4 separate regions of the Mus musculus genome follow, and regions 1, 2 and 4 are each linked to region 3. Evidence: chromatin loops called from intact Hi-C (ENCODE). Cell type or tissue: heart. All regions are shown on one strand. Each heading gives the region's core, and the rest is flanking DNA. Links, peaks and the distances in the headings are about the cores only. Region 1 holds the start of Ippk (inositol 1,3,4,5,6-pentakisphosphate 2-kinase). Region 2 holds the start of Cenpp (centromere protein P). Region 3 holds the start of Bicd2 (BICD cargo adaptor 2). Region 4 overlaps Cenpp (centromere protein P).

Region 1 (6,090 bases), core at 584-5,583, 81 kb after region 3:
CTCTAGCCTCCGACTGCCTTGCAGTTAGAAGAGCATCTGAAGGGGTGTGCACATGCACTTAAGGACCAAGAGTAGGACGTCAACCTGCACTTGGTGCAAGACTTGGTGCAAGACCAGCCACAGCTGTGAGGTTCTGAGTTTTATGGTTGAATGATGTGCAGATGATCCCCACCTTCATAGCCAGTATGGATGGAAAAGGACACTTCCAGAAGCCATAAAGTTACTGAATGAAAATCCCAGTGTCAGGGGCATGAAGTGGAAACTCAAGGGATCTTTGGAAAGTCCATTGTGTTGGATGGTGTTTTGCTGGGACGAACATGGGAAGGAGTGTTCTCCTGAAGCGGACACAGGTGAAAGGCTAAGGCAGACTCATGAAGGAATGTTTTCACTGAAGCAGGCACAGGTGAAAGGATGTTCTATTAAAGCAAGCACGTGAAAGGACACGTGATGGATTTTTTTTTTTTTCTGACAACACGCATGTTTTGGTCTGCCTCACAATATGTAACTGAGCTCATTTGTCGGGACTCCATAAAGAGAAGTGCACCAAGAATTTCTGGTGGTGTGCTTTGGCTTCTTCAGCTTCTTGCTGCTTCTGAGGACTCGGACTGATTGGCAGTGATGTCAGCTGAGACAGGTGCACGTGCTGAGGCAAGGCACGTGATGTTTAGAGGGAATATAAACAGAACTGGACAGAAGGTGAAGGAGGCTGGGAGCTTGGCTTGCTTGCATAGCTAAACCCTTGTTGGTATCCTGTCTTTGCTGATTTTCAATTCGCTGAGAGATGCACAGCCAAGAACTTCTCCAGGTGTCATTCTGGGTCTCTCCTGCCGACTTGTGCTGAGGCTGAGGCCTGGCTGTCTCTGCTAGATAGTGCCACTGCTGCAGATTCTTGTTTGCTATCCTGACTCTACCAAGCTGGACTGCTGGTGTATCTGTGAAGTTGTTTGCAAGTGGATCAAGCTGCTGCTGCTAACCTGTAAACTGAACTGCCGATTTCCAGACAACACAGATGGGAGTTGCTCCAAAGAACCTTTCAAGACAGGTCCACTTCTGTATTCTTTCTTTTCCACTACATCTGGTGGATGGTGGGCTACAAGGGAGGTTAAAGTGTCTTAAGAACTATCATTAAAAATAGGACTTGAAAAAGTAAAAGTTACAGGGCTGAGCTATTTTTTTTCTTTGATTGTTAGCCAGGGAAGTTCCTAACATCCTAAAACAATCCAGGCCATTGCCAGTGCTGTTGCTGGCACATGGGAAATAGATGGTAAAATGCTATTGCTGAAGACTTCACATGCTGATTGCAGGACATGCAGAATTCAAATGGGCTGAGCTGAAAGTTTCCTTCTTGCAGAGTGGTGTTTGGAAGTTCCATAAGTGCTATGTAGGCTGCTAGGGAGAATAGTCACAAATGGTCCTGCTAGTCTATGGACACCAGTGTTAATGCTACCTGGTACTGTTCTAATGGGTACAACTCATCTTCTGATTGTCTTTAAGTATTCCTCTACAGGAAGGAACTCATGTTGGTATTGTACCCGGGGAGGTCATAGGGCCCTTGTATGGAACTACTTCTATAGTTAAATGGGTATGTGCCTGTCAGATTTTCTGTTGAACATTTATGTGAGTACCTATAGATGACTGTGCTGTTAGTGTCAATTGTACAGAGAATTCCCCCCCCCACTCCCCCACACAGCCAGTAGAAGTTACTAGGAAGACAGCCCGTCAAGTTGCCAAGAATCAAGTGGCTGTTGCTATGGCATAGTGGTTCATTGCTCAGCCAAAATGAAAAGCAATCACCAAACATCTCTATTGCTTCCTTCAATGCTCAGAGAATACAGTAGAAGAGGGGGTGGGAGGAAAGCCTGAGAAAGAATGAAGTGCTGTGTACCCATCTTCGGAGCAAAACACAGACTTTGCCATCTTAATCAAAACAGCCGCCTCAGCTGCATGGGTTTCCAGGGGTTATCGAAGGTAGACTAGCTGAAGGAGAAACCCACTCAGCTTTTGAAGAGGAATGGATCTGTGCTAGGATGGGAGGGGTTTTTTGTTGTTGTTTTGTTTTTTTCAGTGCAGCTGGTTTGAGGTCTTCCACACTAATATAAATAACCCTTCACCCATGCTCCTCTAAGCATGACCTGTAAATTCATTTGGTTCACCAAGCTATACTTGGGTACATTCATTTCTGTGGTCTTGAAAGACCCCGAGAGGAGCCCCTCGCTCAAGTCTCGGGATAATAGCGGACCCCCAAGAACTCACAAAAGACCAAACTTGATGCAAACCACCTGAGGCTTTATTGGGGGGAAAGCCAGAGCTCTGGGGACGACTTGTATCCCACGCAGGGGTAGAGGAGTTGACCCCGAGGGGAAAGGGGTCCCAGTTTTTATAGGCCCTCACGGGGGGGGGGGGGGAGGAGAAGGGGGGAGTAGGGGATTTCCAGATCTAAACAATGTCTATTCTTAAGAAATGGGTATGGGAGGGGTACAAGGAAAGAGTCTGGTGCAGGTGGAGCAACTCTGGATTGGCCCGGCTGTGGTTACTGGGGAGATTTTTCGATTCTATCCCAGCAACCAATATCACAAACACCTCGCAGTGAGGTGCAGCAGTGGGCACACACCTGGGTTTAAGGAACGGTCAGAACATTGGCAGACACACGGGTTCAAGGCGCGGCCAGAGCATTGTGCACCTCTATTTTTCTAAATCAGTGAAGCTACTTTTACTAACAATGAAATCTATTTTGCCAATTTGAGGGCTTCTGTGACCTTTTACATTCTATTAGGATCTTTCAGTCTGTTGTTGGTGTCCTATTTAGAATGAACAGGTTTTTTTGTTTTTTTCCCAGTCTTCCTTGGAAAAATTAACACAAAAAAACCCATACTATCTGCCTGCATTAAGCTGGATTTTCTTCACATACACCAGTTACAGCAATATTCAGTGCTGTGGCCAAACAATTTAACACAAATATGAAAATTATGTTTGAGACAGGATCTCACTAAGTAACCCTGGCCGGTCTCGAACTCCTAGAAATCTCTTGCTTCCACATCCAGAATGCTGAGAGCATCACCATGTCCAGCCCCAAATCATTTTTAAGAGCACAAGGACCGCATATAATTCTTTAGGCAGCTCTACCAGGCAGGGCCAATCTTCCCCGCATTAAAGGATAAACTGAGGTCATTGCTTTCTGCTGGGATGGGGTGGGAGAGTCTATTGCCTCATCTGCATTTCTGGATGTCTTGGGGCAAAGGCTCCACGGTGAGGTTTCCTCGCCACGTTTCCCGGAGTAGTGTGAACACCACCTAATGGCTCTCTTGGCCGGAGCAAGGCCATTGAAGGTGCATCCCATTCTACAGATGTAAGCGGAGGCTCAGAGTCGCCCGGCGCCTTACTGCAGCCCCACGAAGATCCAGCCGTGGCCCTAGGACAGTGCGAGGGTGAGCGCCTCGGACTCGGGGCGCCAGGAAGCCGCCGGCCTCAAGGTCCGGGAGCAGATCCGGAAACCTCCCTTCCGGTTCCCAGGTCCGCGTTTCGGAAGTGAGTCACTCTGCCAGCACATAATATGGCTTCCACTCCACCTACCACCCTGGACGTCGAGGGTAAGGTGGGCGGGACCCGGAAGTTGACCGTTCTGGGAATGGCGGCCGCCGGGGGCGTGGCTTCCGGCGCTCCTTGCCTGCAAGTCGCCGCCGCTGAGAGCGCAGGCGGCAGCTGACAGGCGCTTTTCTTCAGACGGCTGCGGCGGGAGCCCTGCGAGGCGGGCGGCCTCCAGCTCTCGTCCCCACGTCCCGGCCCGCGAAGTTCCAGGGCGCCGGGGCATGGAAGAGGGGAAAATGGACGAGAATGAATGGAGTTACCATGGCGAAGGCAACAAGAGCCTTGTGGTGGCCCACGCGCAGGTGAGCGGCTGGCGGGCAGCCCGGCTCCGGGCCTCACCCGACGGCTCCCGAAGCTCTGTGCCTGGTACCGTCCAGGTACCCAGGTCGTGACTCTTCCTCCAGCTTCCGCCCGGGTGGTTCCCTGGCACCCCCACAGTACCCTCCTCTGCTCCATACTCATCCCCGGCACCCCTAGCTCCGTTGGCTCCCCTTTCCTCCTAGTGTCCCTTCTCGGTTCTCTCTGTCCCGTCAGTACTCTTTCCTCATGCGCTGTGCGTGCCGCGTGGCCTCACACCGTGCAGCCTCCCCCGGGATGCTCGTCTTACTGTCAGGCAACGGTGGGCCAGAGGCTGAGCCTGGACCAGGGCCTGGGCAGCACAGGGGAAAGTTCCCAGAGTGCTGTCAGCCCACCGAGTGGAGTTCAGCCTCGAGAAACCACAGAGCTGGTGTTCTGCCTTGCTGCTGCGCTGTCAGGAACGGGGCGCTGCCACAGGTTCGCGTCCCGATCATATACTTTAAATGGTTTCTCCTTCGTTCAACTTGAAAGGCGGTTTCAGAAGATGTAGTCCTTTCCAAGGAGGCGAATTTAAAGGAAGAGAAGCATATGGATGGATCTGTGTGCAGCCCCAGATTTCTCTGACATTTTGCTGCCTGATTACAAGCTAGCAGGAATGTGGTGGGCTGGGGGAGTAGAAGGCGGGGAGGTGTCATGTGAGAAGGTTAATAACTCAGGGAGCTGGGGTGATTCACACCTCCACCACTGAGAAGCAGTAGGCTGCATTAGGAAAGTGAAGAGAGGAATAGGATGTACTTTTGTCTCTCTGAAGTTCAGATTGTATGGAGCTGTACTGAGTGTTGAGCAGCCTAGAGCTTGGGTCTTGTGTCTAGTTGGCACCTCTGACCTCCTGGTGTATTTGTTCAGAATGTAGACTGAAGAGGAGAAGGCCCCTCTTGGAAGTGTTTTAAGGCCTTTTGTGACCAAGGAGTGCTAATGTAAGTGGGGTGGAGAAACTCTGCTCCCTTCGGTCCTGGGCATGTCTGTAGTCCCCCTTCTCCTTTGAGAGCAGGTGAGCTTTGTTTCTCTGCTCAGCTTCCCAGGCCTGTCTCATCCAGTCCTGGAGAGAGGGAGGCTTTTACCTAGCCTCCCCAGGCATGCTCACTCTTTCTGATCGAGCATCAGTCACTGAGTTGAAAAGCTCTTCTAAAGTCCCCTGTCAGCCCTTCCTCCTCTGTAGCATGCATACACAGCTATCCTTAGGCCCATCCTGCAGGAGCTGGGCTGGGGTGGGGGAACTGGACATCCGTGCTGTCACTGCCACGTGCAGACGGATTGAGAGAGAAAATGAGCCTTCTGGGGACCTGGGGTCTTGGGGTAGAGGAGATCAGTGAGGGCTGCAGGAGTATATGGGGCATGCTTGGGTGCGCAGGAAGGTGGACCGCTAGCCAGTTTCACAGAGAAGAGTTGTATCAGGGTTCTCTGTCTCCCCTACCCCTAGCAACACCTCCAGAAGTTTCCACTGTTACTTGTCAGTCTGAGTTACGTCGTGATTTGTGACAGCTTTGCGGTTTGTCCATTCTCAGGTACGGTACCTTAAATCCCTGTCCACCTGGCTCAGCTAGCCCTCTGACCCACTCACTAGGCTGTCAGCCACCTGGTCACTGTCCTGTCTACAGGCTCAGGCATAGACCCCGAGGGCTCTTGGGCAGGAACTTGCTGCATTTTAGCACTGGTGGCCCTCCATGCAGCCTGAGGGTGTGACTTGAAGCCTGTGGCCTCCCTCAAGGCTACTGCAGCTTAACTGTCCTGAGGCAGCTGCATTTGCTTCCTTTACCTTCCTTTGGTTGGTTTTGGCTCTGGAGTCTTGTGAGCTCACTGTACATTTCATTGTCATTCAGTCTCTTACTCAGTTGTCCCGGGCACCTAGCCTTTTGGGTTGTGTTGGCCATGAGGTTCAGGGCAAACAATGTCCACTCCTATTATTATGCAGAGCTGTCATGTTTTCCTTCTTCTTGACAAAGGTATCGTGAAAGACTTGTTATTTAACTAACCTGCCCAGAAAGAACTTTTGTTGAGACTTGAAGAGAACTGCCCATTGCATGTTGGTCTAGTTTTAAAACCTTTCAGAGACCGAGTGGAGAACCTCAGGTCATTTCTAGAGCCTGTAGTGTCTGGGGCATGTGTCTGGAGTATTTAGGGCTGAACATCAAGCTGTAGGGATCATCT
Region 2 (6,030 bases), core at 1-5,000, 310 kb after region 3:
TTCTGAGTTTGAGGCCAGCCTGGTCTACAGAGTGAGTTCCAGGATAGCCAGAGCTATATACAGAGAAACCTTGTCTTGGAAAAAAAAAAAAAAAAAAAGATTTGCAGGGAGTTGAAGGACTGAGAGCTAAGGGATCAGTCACCTAGCCTGGAGGATGTAATGCGGAAACTAGAAGAGAAACTTTGCCTCAACAAGGCAGAGAGAGAAGAGACCCCTGAAAGCTGCCCTCTGACCACCACAACATAGTATGAATGCACCTCACCCCAAAATATACTCATAATGAAATTTAAAAACCACATTGAAGTTAAAAAATGATGTGTACCTTTTTCTGTCTCTTCAGTGTTTACAATGTCTTCCATCTTGGAATAGTTTCTTATATTGAAGCCAGTAAGTTTACTTAGAAATGAGTGCTCAGATCTTAAATGTTCAAGCTGACTTCTCAAGTCTTTCAAAGATTCCCACTCCTCAGAATCTGATTGGGAAATTTTTTGAAATGATTTCCTGAAAAGCAAATATTATAGTTACTTGACAACTGACAAATGTTTTACTTACTATACAAATGTTCCTCTAGATTCCACCCCTCGTACCGAAGGTGGGGCTTGGAGGGGTAGCTCAGTGGCTAGACTAAGAACACTGGCTGTTCTTCCAGAGGACCCCATTCTTCCTTCTAGCACCCACATGATAGTTTACAACACTCTGTAACTCCAGTTCCAGGGGAACCCAAGACCCTGTTCTGGCCTCCAGTGGGCACCAGACACAGTAGTACTCAGACATACAAGTAGTGAAAGCAGGCTTGGTGAGCTTAGGGACTGCCAAGTAAAACGGTACAGGCTGCTTCTGTAGGGTCTGAAGGACAAGTGTCATGGTAAGACAAAAAAGATTACTCCAAGAAAGAAAGAAAGAGAGAAAGAACATCTCAGAAAATCAGGAAAATGGATGCAACAGGAAATCACACTAAATAAACCAGAAAGGCAAATACTAGTTTTCTCTCATCTGTGAAACCCATATTTAAAGTTCTCTCTTCTACACGCCTTGGCCGTCTCCAGCCAATAGCAAAACCAAGTTCTGAAGGCACTCAATTTTTACATCAAAGAATATGGACACAGGGATATAACTAAACAACTTAGTTCCAATATTCTGGCTGCCAATCCACTCAACTATCAGGATCATTTTAAAAGTATCTTGGAGAATCAATAAGATGGCTCTGCAGGCAAAAGTACTTGCTGCACAAACCTGTAGTTCTATTGCCACTGGAGGGAAAGAACTGTCACTTGGACATGTCTATTCAATCTCTGACCTCCATAAATATGTTATAGCATACAAATGGAATAATAATAATAATAATAAATTAAGTAGCTCAGGAAACAGGTCTCAATCTTCCTTCAAAATGAGAAAAAAAATCATTAAATCTACACATTTTGGATTGACATTTAATGTATTCCCTAATCTGGACTCTTAACTTTTCAGTTCCATTACCGAGGAGTCCCAGATTCCATAACCAATCTACTATACCATACTGGGCTTACAATGACATCTTCTGGTGGGTTAAGAAACTATTTTCCCATGGTCTGACAAAGAACTTTTCAAAAGTTCAGGGGCAGGCTGTGTTGATAAAATATAAATTCTAAACTCGGTAAGTAGGGATGGAGTCAGCCTGGCAGGCTCCCCAACTCTAATCTTAATGCTTCCAGTCTGTGGGCCATCCCTGAATCAGCAGCAGGCATCTCCATTCTTGCTGTGAAGAGCATGCACAGCTGGAGGCCACACACACATCTCCCTCTTTCTTTCAACAGTTAACAACGTTCTCTTTCTTTAGAATTTGTTTCCTGCACTAAGGTTCTCTGAACCTGTTCCAAATTACACCTAATAAAAAAGGTATTTTTTTTCCATGTTTAAGATACTAAGTTACTGCTAGTTCTAGCCTTCCTTCTCTCTTTGAATGGGCAATGCTTGGGCTTTGGATTTCTCTAGGACCTTAGGCAAGCTATTTAACTATTTAACACTCAGATCAACTACCTTTAAATAAGGCTTAACAATAGTAACTAATCAGAAGACTATCACAGTTTCCTATAGAAGGCATTAGCCATATATACCAATTTGACCATGCTAGGCTGCCCTGCCCTGGGGCTATATACCCCCAACCCTTATGTTTCTAACATAATGCAGAAAAAAAAAAAAAAAAAAAAAAAAAAAAAAAAAAGGTCAGGGCCCCTTAACTACATCGTTAGATGAGTCACAAAAACAAATCCATGAAACCAGAGTAAGGAGGGAATCCCAACTAGACAAGAGCAAGTATGGTGGCTCAGGTAATAACTCCAACACTGTGTGTGGGAGTTGGGGGCTGCGGAATAGAAGACTCTTGAGTTTGAAATCAAATTGAGCCAGTTCCTGACCTACAGAGTAACAATGTCTCCAAACCCAGAAAAACAAAACAAAACAAAACCAGCTATCTAGATGCTGTTCTCCCGAAGGCAAAGACTGCTTAAAGAAAAGCCAGATTTTCCCTTTGATTCTCATCAACTGGGCGAAAACAACCCTTAAGGAAACTATTTTCTGCTGATTATAATCAAGTCATAAGCCCCAAACGCAGCGTTCACACACTCATGAGGTCATCGTTCTCCCAGAACACTGATTCAAGTTCACATTTCAGGACGTCTCCCACCACGTTCTTGAGCATGGGTCTTGGGGGGGTGAGGGAGTCGGAGTCCAGAACTGTCATAAGGTTGAGAGGTCCGCGGGGTGCTACAGGGCATGGGCTGGGAGGGATGGACCCGAGCCACGTACCAGGCTCCGGACGCCTTCTCCCCAGCGTTTTGCAGCATTCTGCACTCTCGCTGCAGCGCTGCGACCTCCGCCTCCAGGGCGCGCAGTTCGCGGGTCTCGGAATCCATGGCTACCGACGTGGAACCCTGAAGGTGAAGTAGCCCGGAGAATGGCAGTCTGGGCGCCTCGGGCAGCCAGGAGACTTCAAGGAGCGCGCGCGCTCCTGGAACGGACCACTCTCGAGCTCACGGGGGGAGAGGCTGCCGGGAGTCGCGCGTCCACGCCCACGGCCTCGGACGACGTTCCCGAGCCTGACGGCCCGCGAAATGTCGCGTCGAGCGTCTAGACACCCCCGCCGCCTCTGCGAGTTGGTTCGTTCCAAATTGCACGTCACCCTCCAACGGCCGCCCATCCCGTCTAACGGCCACTGGGCCAGCCGAGCTCTTACGTCACCGAAGGGGGCGGATTCTCGGAAGCACGAGGAAAGGAGTCTCTTTATTTTGGTTCCGCTTCTTCACTTCCGCCTACTTGAACCGGAAATCAGGAACCACGCGGCGGAGTGTCTTTTCTGTAGGAATTACCGATTTTTATTTTTCTTTCTCACACTCTGTCAGTTTTACAACGTGGAGGAGAACTAACAGAACGTCAGTAAAAGCGAAGGCGGAGGAAATAAAGAGCCCTCTGGAACTGCGGGATAACGGAACCTTAGGAGATTGGGTTGGAAACTTTGTAGGAAGGAAAGGAAAATGCACTTGCCGGCACGTGTTATTAGACGTTAAGTGCTACGCCGGGCTTGAGCTGAGTCGGACAAGCGCCCTGAGGAAGAGTGTTTGCTCGTGAGAAGTGATGGGCTATTGGGCTTAGCCTCTCCTCTCCTTCCTTAGGGGCTTCTCGAAGAGAGAGGGCAGGGCTGGAAGGATGGGGCGGTGGCTACCAAGAAGGGGTACACTGTAGGTTTTTTTCCCAGAGTGCTGGCCTTTGCTTTGGGCTTCTGCCGCTATTTAGTGATCTCGCTTGGAAGGAGACAGCCAACTTTTGAGAAAGGTTTGAGTAAGAGCTGAACATCCGCCGAGAGCTAAACGAGATGGAGCGACCTCTGGAAAACGTTTCCAGCAATCTTGGTAGGACAGTGTTAACAATTCCGGGTTCCAAAATTAGACTTCATTATGATCCTTGCTGTCACCACTACTGTTTTCTAAGTGGCACTGGGAAAAGCCGTAACCGCTCCTACTCCCCTGACCGATGAGATCCACTCAGACTGCTTTGAACAATACAGGCACACAGTGGGGAAACATATTTTAGGTATAACTTAAGTTGCCGTCTTTGTGATTTAACAGCGCTTAGGGGACACTTGTATTTTGCCATACTATTGTAATTGCAGACTTTGTTATGACTGGAGCTCCAGGATGAAGCTATTTTTATCCGTTAGCTTACTATTTTTGCCAGTATATGTTAAGGTAAAAATGTAGAAATGAATGGGGGAGGGCAGTACTTCGAATAAAAAATCAATAAGGATAAGATATAATAGCTGTGGTTGTTTTAGAGAAAACATCTGGGAGAAGATGTGTGGATGTGCTGTACTTAGGTGCAGTTGCAAAGTGTGTTCATTGAGAATGTGGATGGAGGGCCTTTGTAAAATCTCCACTGATAAAATCTGAAAGCAATACATATGAAGAGACATAGCTTCATAAGATGAAGTTGGCACAGAAGTTTCAGGGGAAAGAGTTGTGTTAAATTTCTGGAAAACTATTAAATTGTTTTTCTGTCCAAAATTAACTTTTCCAGATAGATGCCCAACATCCATGCAAGGCAACAGAGAAATGAAGCGCCTCTTTGTGGGTGGACTTGGACAGGGCATTTCTGAGACAGACCTACAAAATCAGTTCGGCAGATTTGGAGAAGTTTCTGACGTGGAGATCATCACTCGGAAAGATGACCAAGGTAAATCTGTAACACGAGGGAGTTAAAAACAGACAAGGTCAATGATATTACAGGAGAAGCAACCCCAGAGCTGAATGTTAGCGCTAAACATCATATATGGCTTCCTGGATTATTTCATATGAAAATTAATTTTGAAACCAGAAAAAGTATAAAACATTTGAATTTCTAAAACATCTGTACTTTGAATTTTCGGAGTCAACATTCTAACATTATCTTATTAAGTAGAGTGTCACTAACAATCAGGATGTCTGAACTGATTACACACTAATATACTGTTAAGAGGTGTCTGAATTGATTACTTCAGGGTTTTTTGTTTTTTTTACTCATTTTGAAATATTTTGATCATGTTTATAAAAATGCAGACTTTAGTCAGGTGAGGTAAAAAGTATTTTCTTTCAAAGAATAAATATCTATGAATGCACTTTTTGAGCTTGGATAGCTTCTTAAGGCTAGATGTGGTGTTTGATATTTTTTGATCTAGACCTCGAGGGGTTGAGGCAGATGTATATTCAGGGCCAGCCTGGTCTACATAATGAGTTACAAGACAGCCAGTCCTATATAATAGAGAGACCCTGTCTCAAAAAAAGAAGTAAAGAGAGGGCTGTTGAGATGTATATTGTTTTCTGGATAAGGATTTAAATCAACTTAAAAAAAAATTTTTTTTTGGTAGGAAATTCACAGAAAGTCTTTGCGTATGTTAACATTCAAATAACAGAAGCGGACCTGAAGAAATGTAAGATCATCATGTATTTTTTTATTCTAATTGTTAGTATAATTGTGTAACTTGAAATGACTTTGGTTCCATAGCTAAGCCTTGCTAGTCACTTAGAAGTTGTGTAGATGGACAACCATGATCAAGAGAATTCTGGAGCCCTTTATTTCGGGTTTCAGATGTGTTTGTGTCAGAAAGTATGGTATCACACATTGGCACTTTGCTCAGAAACTAGTGTTTTCAAACAATTTGAACAAAGGACCAAACTATCAATAGAAATTGCCTATTACATTTATCCCACTTGTCATTAGAGCATACCTTTCCTTGGTCTCTTTGGTTTTTTGGGCGGCCAATCCTTTGTCAGTAAGACCTGTTATAAAAGGTCCTTGAATATGACCAAGGTCATTAGAATATGACCTTGCCAGAGCATATCTTTGAAACTCGTATTCTTATTATAAGATTAGTAAAGATAAGGCTAAATACTAGCTTCCAGTGACTAAAAAGATGGAGATGATTTATTGTTCAGTCGATGCAGTTAAAGTATTGCAGTCTCTTGGAAGTCAAAAAAAGAAATAGTGAAGGGCAGGTGCCACTGGGAGAGGACAGTCAGCCTT
Region 3 (6,090 bases), core at 587-5,586:
TTTTAATGTGTGCATTGATTATTAGACACCTAACAACCATCATTTGAAAACTATCATTCTGTTGCTATGGACTGAATTGGGTACCCCTGCTGCAATCATATAGAAGAAGCTCCGGTCCCTGATAAGGCCTATGAGGAGGTGATAAAGAAGAAATGAGCTCATGTGTGGTAAGGAGCAGATCTAATAGGGCTGATGTCCACTAAGGAGAAAAGGTGGGGGCTGGAAAGATAGCTTAGCGGTTAAAAGAACGCACAACCATGAGGCCAGAGTTCTGGTCCTAGCTCCCATATAACAACCCCAGTGCTCCGTGAGCATCTGTAATCCCAGCTCAAGGGAAAGCAGAGAAAGGAGAACTACTGGGGCTGGCTTCTAATGTAGCCTAGAAAATGTAAGATCCAGGGAGAGACCTTGCCTCAAGGGAACAGGTTAGGAGAAGGTTGATAGAGGAGGACACTTAATATTTTCTTCTGGCTTCTGTGCATGCAGATGTGTGTGTGTGTGTGTGTGTGTGTGTGTGTGTGTGTATGTGTGACACCCAACCATACACACACACACACACACACACACACACAGTCAGCATCCCCTTTTTAAAAGGAAGGGGATAACAGAGAACTGTCTCTACTATATAAGCATAAATCCAGATTCAGGAGATTATTGTTTATAAACTAGGAGGGAGGACCTCACCAAGTCTTGGGCCATGCTGGCACCTGGGTGATGCAGGACTGTGAGAAAATAGATTTCTGGCTTTTGAACCTCTCTGTCTATGGTGCAGTTATGAGCATGAGCGAACAAATGCACACAGTGGTGTTGGTGTCATTATGATGAAAGCGCAGTGCTGGTGCACAAGAGAGCTTCTCGTCCCCTCTCTACTCCTTTTACACCCCTCCCCTGCCCTTCATGCTCCACCCCATCCCTCACCTGGGATGAAAATGTTTCACTCCCACAGACATTGGGAGGCGGGAGGCAGGAGGCAGGAGGCAGAGGCAGGCAGAGTTCTGTGAGTTCAAAGCCAGATTGGACTATAGAGTGAGTTCCAGAGACACACTATTTAGAGAGACTATCAAAAAGAAAAAAAAGGAAAAGAAAAAGATAAAGATAAAAGACAAAAGAAAAGGAAAGAAGGAATGAGAAAGCAAAACAAAGACCCTTCTCTGCCAGCTCTTTCTTAGATGGGTCCTCACATTACACATGGCCTGCAGAGGTCCTAGATACCCTGTGCAAGGCCCGGAGGCTGCAGCTTGTGATGACACCTCTGTGCTAAGGGGCTGAACTCCAATCACTGGACTTCTCCCACTGTTTAAAATCATTCTCTGAAGGAATTTTAAGTTTGGTGATTCATATTCTCTCTCTCTCTCTCCCTCCCTCCCTCCCTCCCTCCCTCCCCCCCGCCCCCCCACCCTCACTCTGCCACTGCTCCTTAGGCTCAGATGTCACAACTAGGAAACCACTGCTTAATCCAAGGCCACAAAAATCTAGCCCTATGTTTTCTTCTGGAGTATTATAATGCTAACGAGGTCTTTAATCCTAGTTGGGCTAATTTTGCACCCGAAACGAGGTGGTTCCTTTCCACTTTGCTCTCTGATATCCATATTTTTTTTTCCTGGAGCATTTGTTCTCACCATAAAGGCACAGGTTAGTTCTCTAGGCTCTCAGTTCTATCCCATTGATTGACAGAGTTCTAGAAAACAAACAGAGCCACCTGGGATTCTGATAGGGTCCACATTGAATCTGTGCATCAGTTAAGGAGTAGGTCAGAGCTTTACAGGACAAAAGGTTCTCTGTGAAGCTGGGAGAGGCGCTGGCAGGCAGCCTAACTGTTGGGTGATAGTCCCAACGGGCTGTCTCATCCAGAGCTATCTTGGCTCAAGTCACAGGACCCCATGCCCCCAGATACATGAGGAAAGATGTGGAGGGCAGGGCGGGAATACCCAAGGGAAAGGTGTATCCATCTGCTCATCAGCCAGGTGTGTGTGTGTGTGTGTGTAAGATGTATAGTTCTCAGAATAACTTGTGCAAGTCAGTACTCTCCTTCCTTCACGTGGGTCTGGAGATTGGATTCGGGTCATTGGTTTTGGAACAAGTACCCTTACCCTCTCAACCATCTCACTAACCCAAGAAATTAATTCCGAGGCACAGGCCTCGGAGCAGGATAAGTGGTAATAAGGATGTTAAGGTCTCCAGTATTGCCAATAGTAATGTGTCCGAGCTCTCCAAGGCCTGACACAGTGGGTTGCTGAAAGAGTTGAGATTTAGATTTTAGCCCATAACCATTTGCCGTCATATGTCATGGGGGTTCAGGAATGCTATGCCACACCTGGTTCTTCTAGGTTAGTCAAACATACCCAAGCAGGCTGCTACCTGAAGATGAGAGAGCACTTTGCTTCTGGGCCATCAAGGGGAAGCTCACGTGGACCAGGCAACAGCGAGTACACAGAGCCTCACAACGTGTGTGCTCCATATTGGTAAGTCCTCACCAGCATTTTTGTGCAGGACTGGCCAGCTTTGTCTGGGATGCCTGACACATGGGAGCCTTTGTTCACAATCGCACAGCAGGTTAATATGGAGGAATTCACTCTTCTTTGCTCCTAAGTTCACCAGTGGATAAGAATACTGCATTTCTGGCTAGTAGTAGTCCTTACTACTAGCTCCAAGTTCTTTTCTACCAGGCTGCCTCCACCCTCCTGTAGTCCTCTGCCTCATCACCAGAGGGCATACCTTTCCAGGGAGCGGTGCTGGGTTAGGGAGAGGAATCCCTTGGGAACCTGGCTGGAGCCCCAGATATAGGCTAGAAAATGCTGGGCCTTGTGGAGGTTCCTGCCCTCCTGGAGCTGACGTTCTAAGGTGACCCACCCACCATGTAAGAATACACACACTCAACAGAAGGAAGCAACTAAGACACAGAAAGGGAATCAACACGCAAGTGGGTGGAGTGAAGAGGCCCTTCTAGAGCAAGTGCAGACTTGGAAATGGTTTCAACATCTTTGTTTTGGGAGGGGAGTCGACGTCAATGATTCAGGCAGAGGTGATGGGCCATTGAGACAGGCAGGTAACTCTCACGCAGTATTTGCTGAGAGGCAGAGTGACAGCATGAATGGATGAGGGGGTGGGACATCAAGGGCAATACCAAGGATTTGGTAACAGGCCTCAGTTTCCTCATTCATAAAACAATGGTGTGAACTGAAATATTGAGAGCACTGAGTGAGCCAGGCTTGTGACCCAGGGAGTACTAAAGAGGTGGTCTCTCATCTGAAAGTTGGGGGAAGATCTACATACATCATCCTTGAATGTGGAGTCCTCTGGGTCTCTCTCTCTCTCTCTCTCTCTCTCTCTCTCTCTCTCTCTCTCTCTCTGCTGTCACCTCCTCAGAGAAGTATTTCCTGATTGCCCCACTCCAACCAGTGACAAGGAGATCCTAGAAACCTTCTTCCAGGCCCTAACCTTGCTGGTCAGCACTGTCCCTGCTGAAGGAAGCCCACAATAGTAGTGAGCTATCATTTGTATCTCAAATCACCTTTATCTTCAAGTTCAAAGTTCCCTGGTCAGGTTCTCACCAGAAACTCATGGCTCTCCCCCTCCCTACTCACACCTGCCTCACAGTCAGGTTCAGGTGGGTATGGAGAGGTTCCCAGGCAGCCTGGATAAGTGTAGGTTCTGTAGAGCTTGGGGACTTGTTGGAGGAAAGTTTGTTCCTTCTAAATCCACCTTCACTTAGTGTGAACAGCTTGCGTAGGCCTGATATATGGGCCTCAGTGTAGAGCCAGGACTGTTGTACAAAATTAGGCTGGTTGGCCAAAGAGAAGGAGGAATAACACATTTACTTATACAGCGCTCTCTCTCTCTCTCTTTTGAGACAGGGTCTCTCTATTTAGTCGTGGCTGGCCTGGAACTTGACATGTAGATTAGGCTGGCCGTGAAATTCTTCTACCTCTACCTCCCAAGTGCTGAGATTAAAGGTGTGTTCCACCACACCAAGTTGATTTACTATGCAATTCTTGTGTTGATCCTAGATTTTCTTTTCGCGCGCGCGCGTGTGTGTGTGTGTGTGTGTGTGTGTGTGAAGTGGGTTCATGTTCCTGTGTGTGTGTGTGTGTGTGTGAAGTGGGTTCATGTTCCTGTGTGGGCACACAGGCCCCACATGCACTGGGAATCAGAGGACAAGATCCAGTTGTCAGTCTTTGTCTTCCATCTTGTTTGAGATTGGTTATCTCTGCTTTTCTTGTCTCCCCCTCTCTCCCGCCCCTGTCTTTCATACTCCAGCCTAGCTTCAGGGGATTCTCCAATTTCCACCTCCCATCTTTCCTCAGGGACATTGGGATGATAGACTGTGCTTTAGGTGGGCTCTAGGGGCGCAAATATAGGTCCTTGCTCTTACTGAGCAAGAGCTTTATCCTCTTAGCCATCTCTCCAGCTGACCTCTATGTTTGATGGTGGTCCGCAGCTGTAGGGTGTGGTGTTGCGGGGGTGTGTGCAGTGAGAAAGGGAACAACACGCTTGTTATATCCAAATCACCATGCAAGGAGGGAAGTTTTATTTAGAATTATAGTGAAGAGTACAGCTACGTCTCGCCGAAAACGGGGGACGGACAACATTTAAATACACCTTTGACATTATGCTCACGGAGGTGCCTTCATTTCCATGAAAGAAAATCCTAACGGACAATGGACAAGAGGAAGTAGTATCCGGGCCTGGGCTCCCCTGAGCCCCTAGCGTCAGGCTGTTGGCATCCTTTTGGCAGTGCCCGCGGCCCGCCACAAGTCATTCAAATTCCGCATAAAGCGCGCGCCACACAGTCTCACCAGCCATGCTCTGACGTTTCAGGACGCGAATCTTACTCGTGATATCCACAGCTCGGATCACCTTACTCCACAAAGGCTGGGAGCGGAAGGCTTGAGGTTCTCCGGGTGGCTGCCGGGTCCCTGGGCTGGGGTCGGTGGCACCCCTACTTTTGTCACGTCAGACGCGCCCGCCAATCAACGATTGGAGCCAGGCGGGTACAGAGCACAACGGGCAAAGCAGTGAGCGTAAAATAGGACTACATCTCCCACAATGCTAAGGGAGACGTAGCTTTGCGTCACGTTAGGCGCCTGCCCCCTTGAGATTTAGACCAATCACAAGCGCGGACCAGGTGGGCGCAAGGGACTACGGGTTGTGTAGTCCATGCTCAGTGGGACTGCAGCCCCCAGTGTTCCGCGCGCGTCAGGGAGGAGCAGTGCGGCGGCGCGGGCGGCCGTCGGGGCTGGGCGGCGGCAGCGGCGGCTAAGAGGGCCCGGCTTGTGGGAGCCAAGGTGGGAGCCGGCCTCGGCGCGCGGCCACCATGTCCGCGCCGTCGGAGGAGGAGGAGTATGCGCGTCTGGTGATGGAGGCGCAGCCGGAGTGGCTGCGCGCCGAGGTGAAGCGGCTGTCCCACGAGCTGGCCGAGACCACGCGTGAGAAGATCCAGGCGGCCGAGTATGGACTGGCGGTGCTGGAGGAGAAGCACCAGCTCAAGCTGCAGTTCGAGGAGCTCGAGGTGGACTATGAGGCCATCCGCAGCGAGATGGAGCAGCTCAAAGAGGTGAGTGGTCGGCTGCGACCCCTGCCTCGGGCGCTAAGGTCACCCTGCCCAGTGGTGGGAGGTACCAGGGGTGGGGCAGGAGACCTAGAGTTGCGGTCCCGGGCAGTGACGGTGAAGGGACCCTGTTCGGCCCTGTGTCCGGTTGCTGGGGTCCAGACTCCCTGCAGCCCCACTCACCCGCTAGTTTTCTTTGCAGGCCTTGTTGGCCTTTTCGTTGAGGACTGATGTCCTGCTATGGTTATTGCTGCCTAGGGTGTGTCTGTGTGGTTGGTGGGGAGCAGATGATGCCCTTACAACTGAGGCTGTCCGTGCAAGTGACCCCAGGGAAAAGCTGGACCTGGGGTTGGTTGACCACAGTTTGTCACCTTCAAGCAAATCACTTCCCCCCCATTTTGGAGCAGCTGCTTTCTGTGCTATTCATCAGGTTTCGTGACCGCCTGAGGCTGGGAAGGGATGGATACAGGGCTGAGTGAGTCGCAGCCCCTGGTTGCCTATGGCCCTTGACAGGCCGGCTTTCCCGATATCCATCGCTCAAC
Region 4 (5,000 bases), core at 1-5,000, 310 kb after region 3:
GGTCTTTCACTCATCAGCACAGGCAGGTCAGTTTGGGATTCAGTGCCCTAACCTGCACATCTCTTACCAAGTTGTAGTGTGTGTTTAGCCAGCATGAAGCTAACTTCTGCCCTGCCATTGGTCCTGTTAACCATGTCACTTCTGAACTGATAAATAAGGGAAATGGCCTTATAGACACCCCTGACCTTAACATCCTTGCAGTCTGAACAGGTCACTTTTTTCTATCATGTTCTTTTAATAGGAGGTCTCAGCGAATTTTTGTTAACTTAAGAACTAGGAATAGAAATACCTAAGAAAGGAGCCCCAGAATCAGGTGTGGTAGCTCATACCTGCAATGCCAGCATTCCTGAGTCCTGAAGCTGGAGGACTGGCACAAGTAAGTGACCAGCCTGGGCTACATGGTGAGTTCTAAATAAGCCTGGGCTACAGTGTGAGAGACCTTGTCTCAACCTTATCCCTATCAGTTTATCACCAAAAATATTTAGAAAGATATTAATTTTGCAAACTGTATATGCTTTTAAGACAGGAGTCAGTTTCTCATAGGCAGTGAGGGGAAAAGTCTGTGGTTAAACTGCTAGGTGGTCAAATCAGCATGGATAGATACAAAGAATTCAATCAACAGGCAGCATAATGGAAGACAGAGTTGGACCCAGCAACAGATGCAGGGTGAGCAACTTGCAATGGTAGCCAAAGTTAGTGGCAGCCAGCAGATCCAAAAAGGTTGGACACTAATAAAGAAACTTAAACATGGTCAGAAATGGGCTTCAGTGAGCAGTCACTACCATAATTGGGCAAAGAGTATGTGGTCATCATGCAGAGCCTGTTTGCTCCCCTTCTGCTTGGCCCAAGGAGAGAATACCTAGAGAATGAGCAAACTGCAACAAAATTATCTCAGTCTCTGTCCAGTTTCTGTCATAAGCCCTAGAAGCAGCCACTAGACACACAGCTTGGCACTTTCTGCCTTTCTTGAGTTCTCTAACTTTTCTATAATGTCTCATTTTTCCTTAACAAATCTGCTTTACTTTGCTTATTCCTCCTTTGTCTGCCACTTACTTTATCTAACATTGACATGACCCTTAAGAGCTTAAGACACTCCCATCTGGGTTGCACTGCCCCATCTGGGTCACATGGCAGACAAAGTCCATTGTTTTCTTTCTCTGCCTTGATTCTGGAATCTGTTTATATTAATAATCAGGTGCTGTTGAGCATTTAAAAAGTATGCACAGCTTCTAAATTAAAAAAAAAGAAAGAAAGAAAAAAAGAAGAGTTAAGACACTGTTTCAGGTTGACTTTTTGCTACTGTTGATTAGTAGTCAGTCACCTTAGTTCTTGGGTCAAGCCTTTCTGGGCTGAGAGATACCTTCTTTGCTTTCACAAATCTGCACCAACGTGAAAGACAACATATTAAGATTTCAATATTTGGGTTAAAATATTCAAATAAATGGGTTACTTTTAAAGTCTTTCATGATGAAATAATATTCTCTTCATTTAAAAAGTGCTTACTTTTTAGCACTTTTGTTTCAAGGTTAGAAGTTATATAAATACCCTTTAGCATCCTACAAACTCCCACCCATCTGACTTATACTGCAAGGACTATGGGAAGCTGATATTGTGTGCACACTTGTTCTGATGGTCTTAAAACGATTCACAAGCATTCAGTCAACTGGAGGAAATTAATTCTATGTTCCAAACACCTTTGACAAGAATTGCATCAACAGAAGAAATGACTCATACTCTCTACATAGATTTTCCCATCTTTGTTTCAAACATTCTACTAATAGAACTTAAGGGCACTGTGCCAGTTAGTATTATGTCAACTTGACAAAAGCTAAAGCCATCCAAGAGGAGGGAACCTCAATTAAGAGAATGCCTCCATATGATCCAGCTGTAGGCAGCTTTCTTAGTTATCTGTGGGGGAGGGCCCAGACTACTGTGGGCTATGCAACCCCTGGGGTAGTGGTCTTGGCTTCTATAAGAAAGCAGAATGAGCAAGCCGTGCCTAAGCCAGGAAGCAGTTACCCTCCACAGCCTTTCAATCAGCTCCTACCTCCAGGACCCTACCCTGCCTGACTTCCTTCGATGGTGAACAGTGATGTGTAAGTGTAAACCAAACTTTCCTCCTCCAACTTGCTTTTGTCATGGTGTTTTATCACTGCATTAGTAACCCTAAGTAGGACCAGCATTTTGGTTTAAAATTGTAGTAATATTTATTTTGGAAAAATAAGCATTTATAATAAGCATGTTATTTAAATCTTTTAATTTTCTGACAGCTAAATGTCTCCCTCTAGTGGAATGTTTGATTTTAGGGAAAGAATAACCAACACACTGCTGCTCTCTCTGTCTTTATTTTTTTTCCTAGCAATTTTAAATGTAAAAACATATACAACAAGCAGGGTAATGGCAACACACATCTTGAATCCCAGCCCTTGGAGGGCAGAGGCAGGCAGATTTCTGAGTTCAAGGCCAGCCTGGTCTTCAGAGCTAGTTTCAGGATAGCCAGGGCTACACAGAGAAACCCTGTCTCAAACAAACAAAACCAAAAATAAACAAAACCGTTTGTTTTAGGTTTCTTTTCTGTTGCTGTGATAAACAACATTTTCAAAAGCAACTTGTAAGAGAAAAAAAATTTACAATTTCAGGTCACAGTTCATCATGCAGGGAAGTGAGGGCAGGAACTTACCACAGAAACCATGGAGGAATGCTGCTTATTGGGCTGCTCACTGGGCTGTGCTCAGCTGTCTTTCTTATACAGTTCAGGACCATCTGCCTAGGGATGGTGCCACCCACAGTGACATCTACATCATTCAAAACAATCCCCCACAGATATGCTCCCAGGCCAGTATGACCTCAAAATTCTCTCTTCCTTCCCAGTTGATTCTAGGTTGTGTTAAGTGGACACTAAAAATTAACCAGCACAATGGTAAAACCATTTTAGAAGATATCTAAGTTTACCAATCAAATTTTTGTGTACATTTCCATTGACCTAGCAATTCTAATTTTTTAAAGATTTATTTTAAGTATATGAGTGTTTTTCCTACATGTATACCATGTACATTCAGGCAGAAGAGGACATCAATTCTTTGGAACTGTAGTTTCAGATAGTTGTGAGCTATTATGTGATGTCAGAAACTGATCCCAGTTTCAGAGTAACAAGTACTCTAAACTGCTGAGTCATCTCTTCAGTTTCTCACCTAGTAATTGTATAAAAGACTTCTAGTACCTACACAGTAAGTGTGGCAGCACACGACTGGCATCCAAATACTTAGGGGACTGAAGCAGATGGAACATAAGTTTAAGGTCAAGTTGAACAAGGTTCATAGCAAGATTTTATCCCTCTATACACAAACATATAAACTCCACTAAAGTAAAACAAAAACAGAAGATTTCATTTTATCAGAATTCTAAGTAACAAAATTTTAAAAGGCCCTTGTCCCCCTTTTTCCAACCAATAACTATAACTATTGGCAAGGACTATATATCTGATCCCTCAGGTCCTGTTAATTCCACAACTATCTGCAATTCTTTCCAACATCTTACTTGAGAGTGATTCTTTAAGAGTCATAAAATCTAAAAGGCTCAGAGAGACAATGAGTGCTCTCAACAGAGCCAAGGGAAGCCACTTTCTGCAGCACATTATTAGCAAAACCAGGCAGTCATCAAATGCCTGCATAATTTAAAAGTGAACAACAATACAGTCTCTTTGTAGTCTTCCAAAGAATGTTAACAGTTCTTCTCATATCTTTCTGTATCCCTAAAGTACATTTACGCAGAAAAACCTGTTAGCTGTGCCTAACACTTTCTTGCTCTGAATTTCAGTGGCCTATGGTAACAAAAGTATGTTAAAGTGAAGCTAAAATATTTTATTTGAATCTTAAGCAGCCCCACTAATAAGAACACAACTTTTGACATGAAAAATGTAGCAAGATTTTGCTGAAAGGACCCAGATATAGCTGTCTCTTGTGACACTATGCCAGGGACTAGCAAACACAGAAGTGGATGCTCACAGTCAGCTAATGGATGGATCACAGGGCCCCCAATGGAGGAACTAGAGAAAGCACCCAAGGAACTAAAGGGAACTGCAACCCTATAGGTGGAACAACATTATGAACTAAGCAGTACCCCGGAGCTCTTGTCTCTAGCTGCATATGTATCAAAAGATGGCCTAGTCGGCCATCACTGGAAAGAGAGGCCCATTGGACACGCAAACTTTATATGCCCCAGTACAGGGGAACGCCAGGGCCAAAAAGGGGGAGTGGGTGGGTAGGGGAGTGGGGGGGGTGGTTATGGGGGACTTTTGGTATAGCATTGGAGATGTAAATGAGCTAAATACCTAATAAAAATGCAAAAAAAGAGAAAAATGTATTTTGAATCAACAACTGTATTTTGTTCAACTTTGAAACTCCACACTGTATTTTCTTGGTCACATTGGTAATGCTGAGGGTGACACTGAAGTGAATGAAGTGGATAGGAACTGTTTCTCATAGGGAAAAAATCTGTTATCACAGCAAGCTACAGTTACCTCCATTTCCAGAACCTCAAATTCCAGTTGAAATGTCACCATGTTGCAATTTCCTGATAATCTGTGTTTCTGTAGAACTTTCTTTGTATCTATTAATTAGAAAATAAAATACTTTAAAAGAATAGTTTTCTTCAATGCTTTTTTTTAAAGGTAAAATTAGTGTTTTATTTTACTTAAACTAATCCAGCCTGCACTGGTTTATCATGGTACAGTCAAATATAAACATATTTCTACAGATATTAACATAAAAGTACTCTTGGTGGAATCTTCAATATTTTTAAGTGAATATCTACTTGTGTGTAGATGTATGAAAATATATATTAGTAATCACTTTAAAATAGCTGGAAGGGTCTTGTCACAGTAATTGGTCTTACAAAATGGGATTACTAAAAATTTATACTGTCAAGTTCTCAAGTATATCAATACTTAAGAAAAATATACACATACAAAAAATACATGCCGGGCAATGGTGGTGCACACC

What was found. Hi-C counts contacts between places; a loop is a spot of excess contacts. Peaks named below come from ENCODE experiments on the same cell type or tissue, not always from the same donor. Only the 100,000 strongest peaks of a DNase experiment are listed, where the experiment ranks them.
Region 1: it touches region 3 in a loop (4-fold over the local background); 7 of 42 quality-filtered maps call a loop at or near these places.
Region 2: a loop joins it to region 3, with 4 times the contacts of the local background. A loop is called at or near these places in 14 of 42 quality-filtered maps.
Region 4: a loop joins it to region 3, with 6 times the contacts of the local background. A loop is called at or near these places in 14 of 42 quality-filtered maps.

Annotation. Positions count from the first base shown.
Region 1 is chr13:49,417,580-49,423,669 of GRCm38, forward strand. Ippk (inositol 1,3,4,5,6-pentakisphosphate 2-kinase) reads left to right here and starts at 3,663. Exons shown (of 13, transcript NM_199056.4): 1 at 3,663-3,887. The coding sequence starts at 3,807. In heart, for the core only: a CTCF peak has its summit at 3,648; a DNase peak (open chromatin) is centred at 3,562; H3K4me3 peaks cover 2,593 bases; H3K27ac peaks cover 1,808 bases.
Region 2 is chr13:49,649,799-49,655,828 of GRCm38, forward strand. Cenpp (centromere protein P) reads right to left here and starts at 2,933. Exons shown (of 8, transcript NM_025495.3): 1 at 2,785-2,933; 2 at 323-501. The coding sequence starts at 2,891. Nol8 (nucleolar protein 8) reads left to right here and starts at 3,280. Exons shown (of 17, transcript NM_001271397.1): 1 at 3,280-3,884; 2 at 4,549-4,704; 3 at 5,375-5,437. The coding sequence starts at 3,848. In heart, for the core only: no CTCF peak of the experiment used is centred there; a DNase peak (open chromatin) is centred at 3,123; H3K4me3 peaks cover 2,788 bases; H3K27ac peaks cover 1,383 bases.
Region 3 is chr13:49,336,357-49,342,446 of GRCm38, forward strand. It overlaps Bicd2 (BICD cargo adaptor 2), which reads left to right and starts at 5,193. Exons shown (of 7, transcript NM_001039179.2): 1 at 5,193-5,554. The coding sequence starts at 5,315. In heart, for the core only: CTCF peaks have their summits at 2,702 (motif pointing right) and 4,684; DNase peaks (open chromatin) are centred at 2,735 and 5,125; H3K4me3 peaks cover 1,438 bases; H3K27ac peaks cover 1,525 bases.
Region 4 is chr13:49,643,047-49,648,046 of GRCm38, forward strand. It overlaps Cenpp (centromere protein P), which reads right to left. Exons shown (of 8, transcript NM_025495.3): 3 at 4,520-4,608. Among named protein-coding and RNA genes, the nearest start is that of Cenpp, 7.2 kb to the right of the region's middle. In heart, for the core only: a CTCF peak has its summit at 2,286 (motif pointing left); a DNase peak (open chromatin) is centred at 1,975.